Regions from separate parts of the Mus musculus genome. Here regions 1 and 3 are each linked to region 2. The links are chromatin loops, found by intact Hi-C in ENCODE. Cell type or tissue: heart. All regions are shown on one strand. Region 1 has its middle 11 kb from the start of Gm34413. Region 2 has its middle 10 kb from the start of Gm39268. Region 3 overlaps Banp (BTG3 associated nuclear protein).

Region 1 (4,000 bases), 56 kb after region 2:
CGCTCGAGAGGAAGGAACACTTGCTAAGCAAGCATGGATGTGGAGTCTGTATCTCCCAATGCTGGGGGCAGAGACAGGATGACTGCTGGGACTTGCTAACTGTGAGCCTAGCCTGAGGTCAAGGAGGCAGCCTGTATCAAGAGAGGAAGGCTGAGCATGCCCAATGTCCCCCCACACATATGAACATATAGACAGAAAATGTGAACACAGTTAGCAAGGCCACAGAATACAGGGCCAGGGTCACGGGGCCATGATTGGCAGGGCCTCCCTTCACAAGAGGCTTATGCCGGGTCTGGCGACAGCAGCTCAGGGGCTGAAAATCTGAGCCGATGAGTCAACAAAACCCTAGATCATAGCAACCACACCCCACCCCTGCATGCAGAGCTCGCTGCTTCTGGAGAGGACCAGCCCACAGGAACAATTGTCACAGGATCCTCCTGGCTGCAGGGCACTGTTCTGCAGTGTCTATCCTGCGTGCCCACCACACGGAGGCAGACCTGGTGCTGGTGGTCTGGGCAGGATGGCTGGAGCCACAATTGATGTGGAGCGGGCACTAGGTGGGATGTTGGCAGACGTGCAGGGTGCCTCCATGACCCCAATAAGGGTCCCACAGCCCCACTGTGTGTTGGATGCTAGACATTCACGGACGGACGGCCATGTGTGAGGTAGGCTCTCTGATCCTCGGGAAAAGCAAGGAAGGCAGCAGCCTCAGACAGACACACTAAAGAAGGTCCCCTTTCCTCCCACTGGATGCCCAGCCTACATCATCATCTATGCTGCTAAGGAATGGAGAAGAAGGAGGGCAGGCAGCTGGGAGGTCGCCCACAGTGTTCACACCTCCTCCTCCTGACTCCCTTCCTGAAGAGTGTTTCCGGGATTTTTAGCCTGTGCTTATGTACCATGCTCAAAATAATAAATATTGACAACATCTTAAACATCTCACAAATGCCCTTGAGCTAGGAAAATTGTAGACTTAAAAAAAAAAAATTCTTCCCAGACTTTGTTTCTCCTTCAACCAATAGGAACAGCAACTGGGTTCCCAGTTCACCTGAGCTTTCCGACTGGGAATGGGGTGGGGGGTGGGAGGTAAGAGCCGTGAGTCTTTTAAAGACACAGAAGAAAGAAGCCCCAAGAAGAGGTTGGAATTACGATGATGAGCAGAAAAGAATGTAACTCACACCTGCCATTGGCTGGGCTGTGTCTTGCTGACCTCTGCCATTGGCTGGGCTGTGATTTGGTGACCCCTGTCATTGGCTGGGCTGTGTCTTGCTGACCCCTGCCATTGTCTGGGCTGTGCCTTAGTGACCCCTGCCATTGTCTGGGCTGTGCCTTGGTGACCCCTGCCACTGGCTGGGCTGTGCCTTGGTGACCCCTGCCACTGGCTGGGCTGTGCCTTGGTGACCCCAGTGTGACTGTGTCTGGACGCAGAGGCTTCTGGATAACTGAAGTAAGATGATGTTGCAGGGATGAGGCCCAGCTGCAGTGAGTCTGATGACCTCCTTAGAAGAGGAAAAGACACTAGGGCCTCTGGCTGCCTGGCTGGCTGGTCCTCTGGTGCAGAAGGGAGGCCACCTGAGGATGATGACACAGAGAGAAAGCCCTCTTCTTTTTCATTTTTTTTTTGAGGCAGGCTCTAACATAACCTAGGCTGATCCTGAACCTGCTATGTAGCTAATCCCCCTGCCTGCACCTCCTAAGTTCTGGGATCACAGGTGTAGACCAACAGGCCCAGGGCTTCATGCATCCAAGCCACGCACTCTACACTCTGAGCAGCACCACCAGCCACTGGCCTCCTGAAAGCTCTAAAAAGAGGTTCCTAGAGAAGCCAATGTGACTGGTTCCTTGGACACAGTCTTCCAGTCCCAAGCATCTTGTCAGAGGCATCTGACTGTACTGGGTCCTGACCTTGCTAACAATGGCTATGTGCTAAGCCTCACCAGTGACTGGCTGACACATCTTTCTCCCAGTTGCAAAAAGTCCTTCCAGGAACCGGCTTCTCTGTCTTATCTCCATTCACTGCTCTCTGCCAGGACATCAAGTGACTTCACCACCCTATGACGTTACCAGAATAGAAGAATACAACCAGATGGACCTCCTGCTTTGCGGGTCCAGGGCTTGAGGAGACAGTGGGGACAGGGCACAGCATGAAGCTCTGGCACGGACACAGGCCCCATGACCATGAGTGAGAGACGCTGAAGCAGCTGATGGGGAACCTGCTCTTCAGCGCTCCTGCCCAGCTCCTTCACCCTGTTCTGGGTACAGCAATGTGTCTATAACCTCAGGACTGGGTGTGAGACAGAGACAGGAGGATACCTGGAGCTTACTGCCCACCAGTCTAAGTGAATGGATGAGTTCCAGGTTCCGTGAAATATCCAGTCCCAAAAACTAAGACCCAGATCAATATAAGAAGACACCCAATGCCAACGTCTGCCTCCAGATCTATATGCACATGTGGGTTAGCACACCGACACATGCATGTCCGTACAACACACCACACACACAGAGAGAGAGAGAGAGAGAGAGAGAGAGACAGAGACAGAGACAGAGACAGAGAGAAAGAGAGAGAGAGAGAGAGTGTGTTATTACCTCTTAATTGAAGCATTCTCTCCTAAAGGGAGAAGAAAGACTCATAAAGACTTGAGGCACACTGAGCCAAAGTGGTGCACGCCTTCAATCCCAGCACTCGGGAGGCAGGGGCAGAGTTTGAAGCCAGCCTGGTCTACAGAGGAAGTTCTAGGACAGCCAGGGCTATAGAGAAACCCTATCTTGAAAAACAAGAGAGGTGGGGGATGTAGGGTGGGAGGGAAGGAAGGGGAAGAGAGAGAGAGGGAGGGAAGGAGGAAGAGCGACAGAGAGTCAGAGAAAGACGGAGACAGACAGAGGGAGAAAGACAGAGGGAGAGAGACAGAGAGACATACACAGAGCAAGACTGAGAGAGACTCCAACTGGAGCAAGCTGGAAAAAGTCACAGGATCCCCAAAGCCATGTGCCCTCCTCCCCTGGTTCTATAAGAATTGACACTTGTTGGGAAGACAAGTCTCTCTGTGGAGGAGTCTACCTGTAAGATAGACAGGGAGCTCCAGGGACCCAGCTGTTCGGAGTCGTTACCCACGACGACCTGTGCTTTTCCTGTGCCCACTTGCCTTTGAGTCACCCATGATCCTAGAACTGACCCCAGTAAATGCCTAGCTAGTTCGACAATCCAGACTTGGGGTGAATAGATGTTTGAATATGTCCCCTCAGGAAAAGTCACACAATGTTTCTGTGGATAGAGGTTAGAGGGTTTCCCGCTCAGTATACACTTGATCTTATTGTCAAATAACTGACCTTATTGCTCACTCATGGGCCCTCTGGTTGATGGACTGGCATTGGGCAGGCTGGCAGAGGACCCAGCCAGGGGCAGGTTTCACAGGAGCTAGTCAATGCTCAGACAGACAACAGAGACTGGGATCCCATACCATTGGTGTAGCCAAAATCTACAGCTGCCAAGGCCCGCCCCAGTAGATCCCACCAGAACAAGCAGGACCCTGGAATGTCAGGAAACCCCACCGACAGGGACACACAGCTACAGTCGATTCCGATACAGTGTTTTCCAGACCCAAAGCCCATCTCAGAGCTGGAGTGTCTACTCTGAGCAAGGCGGGGCCTGGTGCAGCACTTTGGTCACAGACACTTCCTGAAAGATTTTAAGAACCATTCTGATTGCTAGAGACCTCGAAACTGTTTCTCCACCAACAATCTGACAGCTCCCTCTCTGTCACAGCCTCAACCCCAACCTTCATCTCCACATTGACTCTGCCAGGGTCACCCCACACCCTGCCCTGAGAGTGTGGAAGGAAAGACCTGATGCTCTCTGTGAGAGTCAGCTCTTCGGCAGATGATGGTGTCTCCCACTCAAGCCTCCATGAACCAGGAAAGTGGTTCCCGGTCTCCAGTTTTCTACCCTGTGTCTCCTGGAGCACTCCGTGTGTGCTTTCACTGTGACTGGCTCATGGCTATC
Region 2 (4,000 bases):
TCTCACAAGTGTTGTCTCTGATCTCAGAGGGATGGATCCCTGTGGTCCTAATGGAGAGGCTAAGAGCACACAGATGTGGGTCTGACATCTGCCACGTACTGGAGACACTGACAGGGCCACCGCTTCCTGGTTGGCCTCTTCCATGTTTCCTTCAGTCTGTCCCATGGCCAAGCAGAAGACATTAGCCACCATGTCAAGCACGCCAAATTCCAGGATGCTGTGTCCAGCTTGGTGTCAGGTCCTGAACTGTTACCTGGGCCCTGATGACATTTGGGCTCAAGTGGAACCAACAACAGCAGACACAGCCAAGCCAAGCCTGGGTTCTTTCTTGAGCCTCCCAAGCCCAACGAGCACATCAGGGGTCAAGAACCCCACTTTAGCCCTCATTACCGCTCTGTGAACAGAGCGCATGTGAGGAGATGCAGCCTGACCAGGCAGTGTCAGACATGAATATGAATTCTCCAGGAGAGAGAACCAGGTAGGCGGGCCTGCAGGACACAGAGTGTCCTGGGAAAGGTCCTACCTCTAGGCTTCTTGGGTGTCTCGCTCATACTTAGATGGTTCATAGTACTGGTTTGCATATATTGAGGGCCACTAGCACACACTGGGAAGGGCCAGGCACCAGAGATGGCACTTTCACATCATGGACACCTTTTTCTCTAGCACCCTTGGACCACCTAGAGTGCCACAGACCTCAGCAGTGGTTTCCCTGTCCCTAAAGCTGCATCCAACACAGCGTCATCTCCTTTTCCTAAGGCTGCGGAGCCCCGTCACTGAACCATGCCTGTCGGCCTGCTATGCCCTGAGCTCTGTGGTCAGTACACTCCCTGTGCACTCATCCATATATCCTACTCGGTCCTGGGACACAGAGGGCACCAGATGCATCACCTGCACACAATGACTGACTTCCATACAGCTTAGAAAAGCTTCCTCCCCACCCAGGGCAGTGCTCCCCACCCACCCAGATCAGTGTTCCTTCCCACTCAGATCAGTGCTCCTCCCACCCAGGGCAGTGCTCCCCTGCCTCCTCCCCACCCAAGGCAGTGCCCCCCCATTTCCCCTGCTTTTTTCTCCTTCATTCCCTCATTACACAATTATTTACAGAACTGACTTGGGTCTGTCCTAATGCTCCTCAAGTGGGCCATTTCTGGTCATGAGAAACAGGCTGTGACATTCTGCAGGATGGGCAGGGGCACCGCAGCCATTGGGAGAAACAAGTGCCTGCTCTGAGTCAGTATCACCTGGCTTGTGTCAGCTGCCAGTGAGGCATAGCCTTTGACTCTCCTTGACATGGGAGCAGACAGTGCAGGGACATGAAGGAGGGAGGACTCTGGCTCCTGTAGCACCCATGGGGCCTGGACACGCCTCAGTGGCCCCCGTCCAAACAGGTTGTAAGACCTGCCTGACTCAGTAGCAGCTATGGGGCCTGCCGTGTAAGTGAGAGATGACAGAGCCAGCCATGAGCCATGGTCACCACTAGAGACGACGGGAAGGTCCCCATTCAGGCCAGGATGAGGGGACATGGGAGATTTGTCTAAAGCAAAGCCAAGGATGGCAGGCAGTCCAGTGGTCCCAACACCTTTCTGGCCCATGTCAAGAATGAAAACTACTCATCACATGAGGGGACAATGATAACTCAGCTCTTTGCTCTACTCTAAGATTGCGTGGCTAGCCCACCGTTCCAGGTTACAAAATCAGAGAAGCCCAGAGGGCACCGCACAGATGGCAGAGCCCAGGGCAGAAGCTGACCTTGGCTCCTGGCCCACATCACAGCAGACCATGGCACAGGTCCTCCGGAACCAGCACTCTGCAGGGTGTCATAGCTCCCCGGACAGTTTACAAGACTGGACTGGCTCTCCTCCCCACGCCTGACCCTCACAGCTTAGGTCAGACAGAGTGATTCATAGGCCATGAGGCGGGGCCATGTCTCTGCTGTCCAGCAGGGGGCCACAGAAGGGTGAGCACTGGGTTCTGTGGCAGGACAGGGACAGGACTCTAAGGCTGCTTCTTTAGACAATCATTCCACTGGGAAGCAGGGAGATTGCCCTTGGGGACAGTGACACTGGTGGATCTGGTAGATCCTGAGCCATGGGTAAGGCACAGATTCCCCCTTGCTTCTATTGAGAGACTTGTAGTGGGTAGAGGGGAAGGCCAGGCATCTGACTGCCTTTCCTTGTGTGTGTGTGTGGTGTATATGTGTGGTGTGTGTGGGGTGTGGGGTGTATGTATGATGTGTGTGTGTGGTGTGTGTGTGTGTGTGTGGTGTGTGTGTAGGGGTGTATGTGTGTGGTGTGTGTGGTGTATGTAAGTGTGTGTGTGTAGTGTGGGGGCTGTATGAGTAGGGTGTGTGTGTGGTGTGAGGGGATATATGTGTGGTATGTGGTATGTGGGGTGTGTGTGTGCTGTGTGGTATGTGGGGTGTATGTGTGGTGTGTGTGTGTAGGGGTGTATGTGTGTGGTGCATGTGTGTGTGTGGTATGTGTGTGTGTGTGTGTGTGTGTGTGTGTGTGTGTGTAGTGTGGGGGCTGTATGAGTAGGGTATGTGTGTGTAGAGTGCTAGTCTTGTGGGGCTGTGTGGTTCGTGCATGTGGGGGTGCCTGTGCTTGTTCCCATGTGCAGTAATGTGTGTGCTCTTAGTGTAGGGGATTATATGTGTGTTTCATGCCCGTGTGTATGATGTCTGTCACTCCCATCGTGTTTGTGTGTGAGTATGGTGTATGGCATGTGTGGTGTGTTTGTGTGTATGTGTAGGGTGTGTGTATGCGCGCAGAGTATATATGTGGTGTGTGTGTGTGTGTGTGTGTGTGTGTGGTGTGTATGTACACGTGTGTGTGTGGTGTATGTGTATGTGTGTGTGGTGTGTGTGGTGTAGTGTGGTGTGGTGTGTAAGTACAGGTGCCTGTGGAAGCAAGAAGAGAGCACCAGATCCCTTGGGTCTGAGATTGCAGGCAGTGATGAGCTGTCTGATGTGGGTGCTGGGAACCAAATCCAGGTTCAAGAGCAGCAAGCATCGTAAGAGCCGAGCCTTCTTCCCTGCTGCAGAGGTGTACCTTTTAAAGTCTGGATTACATTATTCCAACACAGAGACATGAAGGCAGAGAAGGCCAGCTTCTTCAGGTGCTGCTAGGCCGACAGGGTGTCTATTTGGGGCCCATCTCTCACTTCTTGATCCCCGCCCTGGCCCCCATAGCTTCTCTGCATGCCTGCCCTCTGATTCCCCAAATAGGACTAGACAGCTTTCTCTCTTTATTTCACTAACCCATCCAATACTGACAGACAAGGAGCTGCCATGTCTCCCATGCTGAGGGGGGTGCTCCTGGACATGTGGTCAGGACAGACCTTCAGTCTGGTGAGGGTCACAGAGAAGCCGCGATGGAGCTTGAGGGGAAGCAGTACTCACTCCTTTAGCTACGTTTTCTTGTCACTGTGACACAGTAGCCATTAGTCAGCCTCTCTCTTCCCATGGGAGTCTCCTTGAGGGTGTGGACTTGGTGTTAGAAATGAAGCTGGGACAGAGCCTTTGAGGTCACCATGGAATAGTCTAAGGTGGCCAAAGGAGAAAACTGCCAGAGTTTGACAGGATGGACTTCGAACCCTGCTTATCCGTTGGATGGGGTGGATTTATTGTTGGAAAACCAGGAAGACTCAAGGACCCTGGTCCAAGGCTGGGCTACAGCTAACAGGGCCTGTGTCTGTGGTTGCCTCCCCCCCCCCCCCATCCTGGGCTTCAGCGTGTGTTGGGTTAGGAGTAGGGTCCTGGGGATACAGGCTCTATATCCTGTTATGGTTGAGTCCTAAGTGTCCCACAGGTTTGTGTTTTGACACTTGTTATACACTTGGCAGCACTATTTGAGGAACCTCAGGTGAGGCCTCGATGGAGGAGGTGTGTCACTAGGGTTATGTCTGGCCCCTCCTTCAGGCCTCATTCAATCTCTGCTTCACTGTGATAGTCTCGACCACACACCGCATGATCTGAGCTGCCCGGCCACGTCTTCCCTAA
Region 3 (4,000 bases), 140 kb after region 2:
CCACCGCCACTCTGCAGCTACACAGTAGCTACTGTTAAGGCAGCAGGACGCTCAGAAGATAAGTAACCAGGCAACTCGAGAAAGGTCCCACACTAAATTTTCCTGTTGAGCCTACAGTGTAAATAGGCAGGCCCTGTGCTCTTGTCACTGCCTAGGGAGCTCCCACAAGGCCAGCCTCACTGACAGGGCCAGGACTGATGAACGGAGCTTCGGGACAGCGCCCTCCTGAGCCTACCTGAGGCACTGTAAGAGGATGAGGATGGCGTCCTCCGAGAGAAGCTCTTGACCGCCAGGCTCTGGCCTCGCTGCTTCCGCCGCCAGGCTGTCCGGCACTTGGAGTCAATGCTCTGCTTGATCCGATACCAGTCAGATTCCGTGATTCCAAATTTATAGAAGAGGTGACCTGAAAGAACACGTCCCAGTTAAGAGCTCTCATACGCAGGCCTTGTCCTGAGCCCCACTGCTGAGAGCACCAAACAGCAGCTAAGCTCTGCTAAGAGACCCAGCTGAGCCGCTGGCCTACTCCTAAAGGTCTGACTCATCTTCTAGAAAATCTCACTTCATCAAGGAAGACGCCCATCACTCAGGTCACTGGGGGCAGCAGGACCAGATGCAGGTATTTACCACTCCTCCCGTCGAGTTAGTTAACCTTTAAAGAACCAGGCTTCACTCCAACACCAACGAGTCTCCATTTCTCCCAGGCTTCAGACTCCCAAGCCTGTAACTTCTCTTGCCCTAAACTCACTCACAAGACGACATATACCATCCTAATTGCCTAGGGAATCAGACTCAAAACTGCACTCATACAGGTCTTGCCAAAGCTGTAGTCCGTTACCCTCTGCTCTTCTGTTTAGCCTAGCCCGCCTCAGTCCAGACCAGCAAACAGTACTGTCCCCTCTCCTCATCCAAAACTCCCTCAGTGCAGCACACTTGCTTTCTAGAACACCTTAAATGTACAGGGATCTCACACAGTGTTTACCCTTCCTCCCTTACAAACGAGGGGCACTCAGTAAATTCTGGCCAGCATTCGGGGAGCAGCAGGCACCTGAAGATGTTTGCCCAGTGCTCCCAGCCAGTTGCTTACTCCTTCGTTCTTACCAGGCTGTCTCCTAACACACCCAAGCTCTTAGCACAGGAACCACTTCCCAGAGTTGCCTGGAACCCCAGGGAAGGGTAGTAGCCACATCCAGCCCTGGAGGGTAGAGCAGGAACACACAGCACACAGCAGAGCACCACTGGACCCCAACTGCCGATCCTTAGGAGCACAGAACAGGCCGGGAGCACAGAAGAGCACGCAGAGCCTGGCCATCTCACGACCTCACGCCATGGCCCTCCCTCTTTTTAGAACTTACTTTTTGTATCACCAATCCTTAAATTTGCCAATTAAAATTTATATTTATTAAATTGTGTGTATGTGTGTGTTTGTGTACCCGCAGAGGTCACAGTTACTGGATCACCTAGAGCTAGAGCTACAGACAGCTGTGTGCCACTGCTGTGGGAGTTGGGACTCGAACTCAGGACTGCTAGGAGGAGTAAGTGTTCTTAACCACTAGACCCTGTCTCCAGCCCATGGTCCTCTGTCTGCCACGGCCCAATGACAGCAGGAAGGATGGTAGTGAAGGACGTCACAAGACTTTCTCTTCAACACAGTGACCTCTGTAGCTGGCTTATGCAACTTCACTAAATAACAGGAAAATAAATGAAGAAACTCAAACTCCAATAATCAAAAGTCTAAGTTGGCAAATGTCCTCTTCTGGCTGTTAAAGCCACCGAGTTTAGATCGTCTCCTGAGGGGGAAGTTCTCCCCCAAACTCTACAGCTGCTCTCATCAAGAGCAGCCATGAGAAGGAGTGGAACCCTTTCACTGCCATATTACCTACTGGGCATTAGGAGATGTCTCTGAGTGTTCTGTTTGCATATACTCAGCAATGGCACAGTGACAGCAGGCCTGTGACCTGGAAGTACTTTTCCCTTTCCCTCAGGAGTGAGTTGGCAGCTCTGGTTCTGACTTCCAGGTCATCTCAAATAGACAGAGTCATAAACCACTGAGAAACCACACGCGAGACAAGTGGCTTTAGATATGGACAAAAGCCTCTGTAGGTCCCAGGCCAGTCACCTGGCTTCCAGTCGCAGTCACCACAGAACCCCCTGCTGGCCAACTACCTCATCTGATACACATTTGAAAGCCTCACTGAGTAAGAACACCATCGCTCTTGTGCCTGTTTGTAGGCAAAACCAAGGAATAGGAGAAGCCATCTCACAGTGTCACTTCTGGCTATGTGTCCACCTTCGTCACAGCGGAGGACAAACAAGACGAGGCCTGATGTCATACCTTCCTCTGCTCAGCAGGCCATGCAGTAGGACCAAAGCTCAAAACCAAAAGCCCTGGAAACAACAGAAGCCTCCAGCTGCTGGCCTGTGGGGTCACCTGCTGCCCAAGGTGGTGGAGCACTGAGCTCATGAAAGTCAAGGGCACTGCTGCTCTTCAGCTGTAGAGGCTTGGAGGCAGGCCTGAAGAGGCCTCTGCACGGTGGCAAAGTTTCCCAAGGACGCCTGCAGGCTGTCCCCAGCTCACCCTGGCCCGTTCATGCCTCCCCACAACTCCTCCTAGTCTGTAGTCTCTGACAGCCATTCTAAGCCACCCCTCAGCAGTGACTGGTCCCTTCTGAGAAGAGGTCTCCCATTTGTCTCCGGAACTCAAGCTGCTCTGCCACCAGCTTAAACCAACCCAACTCTTCCCTGGCTCTCTAGGCAAACTGGCATTCTCGGGGCATCCCAAGACCCGTGCCAAGCCATGGCAGACCAATGCCACACCCATATAATGGCCTGTATCCAAGGCATTTGAGCAGCTTTCCCGAGCCATCCTTCAGGACCAGGGAAGAGACAGCATCTGATTATCCAAACTCAGAGAAACCCACATCCCTGTCACTGATGGATCAATGTCTTCCAAAATCATTGGGCAAAAATGCAGGGCCTTTACAGATATGACTGAGGAAGAGGCAGCAGCAGTGGGATCTCTATGAGGAGATAGGAGAAGATGGCCCATGGAGGCCACATCAGGAAGACCCAGGGCCACCACACCAGAGCTAGAGGCAAAGCCCCTGGAGGAGGAGCTGCTGCCCAGCCAAGCTAACCCTTGCCTCTGGGCCTGGGTCTGAATGCTCCAGCACGGACTCTGCTAGTGTGGCCCAAGAAATTCAATATACCCCACAGGGCACCAAGCCAGGAGAGCTCTCTGGACAATGCGCTGCCTGCAACTTACGACCAGGAGACCGTCTCCTCCAGGTAATAGTTTAGGAAGAGTCACTGCACGGGTGTGGTGTGGTGGCGCATACCTTTAATCCCAGCAGTTGGGAGGCAGAGGGCCCACACAGGTAGAGGTATGCCAGTACTTCACCAAATCTCTGTTCTTACAAAGCTAAGGAACCAGTGCACAGAGACTAGCACGGAGCCTGTGGCCACAGAGCCATGGTCATGAACAGCCCGCACTCCTCCTCTCGCACATGGCCTGCAGCTGAGTGAGCACGGGGCAGACCATGATTTGGGGAAGGCAAGGCAGACTCTTGGACAGATGGCCATAGCCTTAGCAGCGCCTGTCTCCCCACCTACTACAAACCCCTGGAGCTAAGCTCGTGTCTAACTGTGGGGTACACTGGCCCAACACTCCAAAGCCGCAGAGCTAATGTCTCTTTCTAAAAAAAGGTGTCAAATACCTACCTGAGATGATGGAAAAGCCAAAGGTGTGGCCCCAGTGAAACTAAACACACAGCCACCCCAGGGGGCGCTGGGGCAGTGGGCATCAAGGAATCCCACCTCTGCTCTCTCCCCAAAAGCAGCCGAAGGATGAGTGAGACTGGGATCTGCAAGTCCCTGGAGAAGCCCATTCCCAGTGTCCCTCTCAGCACAGCAAGCCACACATCTTGTCCCTCTCAGCACAGCGAGCCACACATCTTGCCAAAGCAAATCCTATTTCCAGGATGACCACTGCGCCCAGCATCAC

What was found. Peaks named below come from ENCODE experiments on the same cell type or tissue, not always from the same donor. Only the 100,000 strongest peaks of a DNase experiment are listed, where the experiment ranks them.
Region 1: a loop joins it to region 2, with 2.1 times the contacts of the local background. A loop is called at or near these places in 2 of 42 quality-filtered maps.
Region 3: it touches region 2 in a loop (2.1-fold over the local background); 3 of 42 quality-filtered maps call a loop at or near these places.

What each region holds. Positions count from the first base shown.
Region 1 is chr8:122,081,629-122,085,628 of GRCm38, reverse strand. It overlaps a transcript of Zfp469 not described here. Among named protein-coding and RNA genes, the nearest start is that of Gm34413, 11 kb to the left of the region's middle. In heart, no CTCF peak of the experiment used is centred here; a DNase peak (open chromatin) is centred at 2,088; H3K27ac peaks cover 476 bases.
Region 2 is chr8:122,137,863-122,141,862 of GRCm38, reverse strand. It overlaps a transcript of Zfp469 not described here. Among named protein-coding and RNA genes, the nearest start is that of Gm39268, 10 kb to the left of the region's middle. In heart, a CTCF peak has its summit at 1,931 (motif pointing right); DNase peaks (open chromatin) are centred at 1,383 and 1,912; H3K4me3 peaks cover 366 bases; H3K27ac peaks cover 2,159 bases.
Region 3 is chr8:121,997,367-122,001,366 of GRCm38, reverse strand. It overlaps Banp (BTG3 associated nuclear protein), which reads right to left. Exons shown (of 14, transcript NM_016812.4): 8 at 236-403. Among named protein-coding and RNA genes, the nearest start is that of Mir7237, 21 kb to the right of the region's middle. In heart, a CTCF peak has its summit at 2,162 (motif pointing left); no DNase peak of the experiment used is centred here.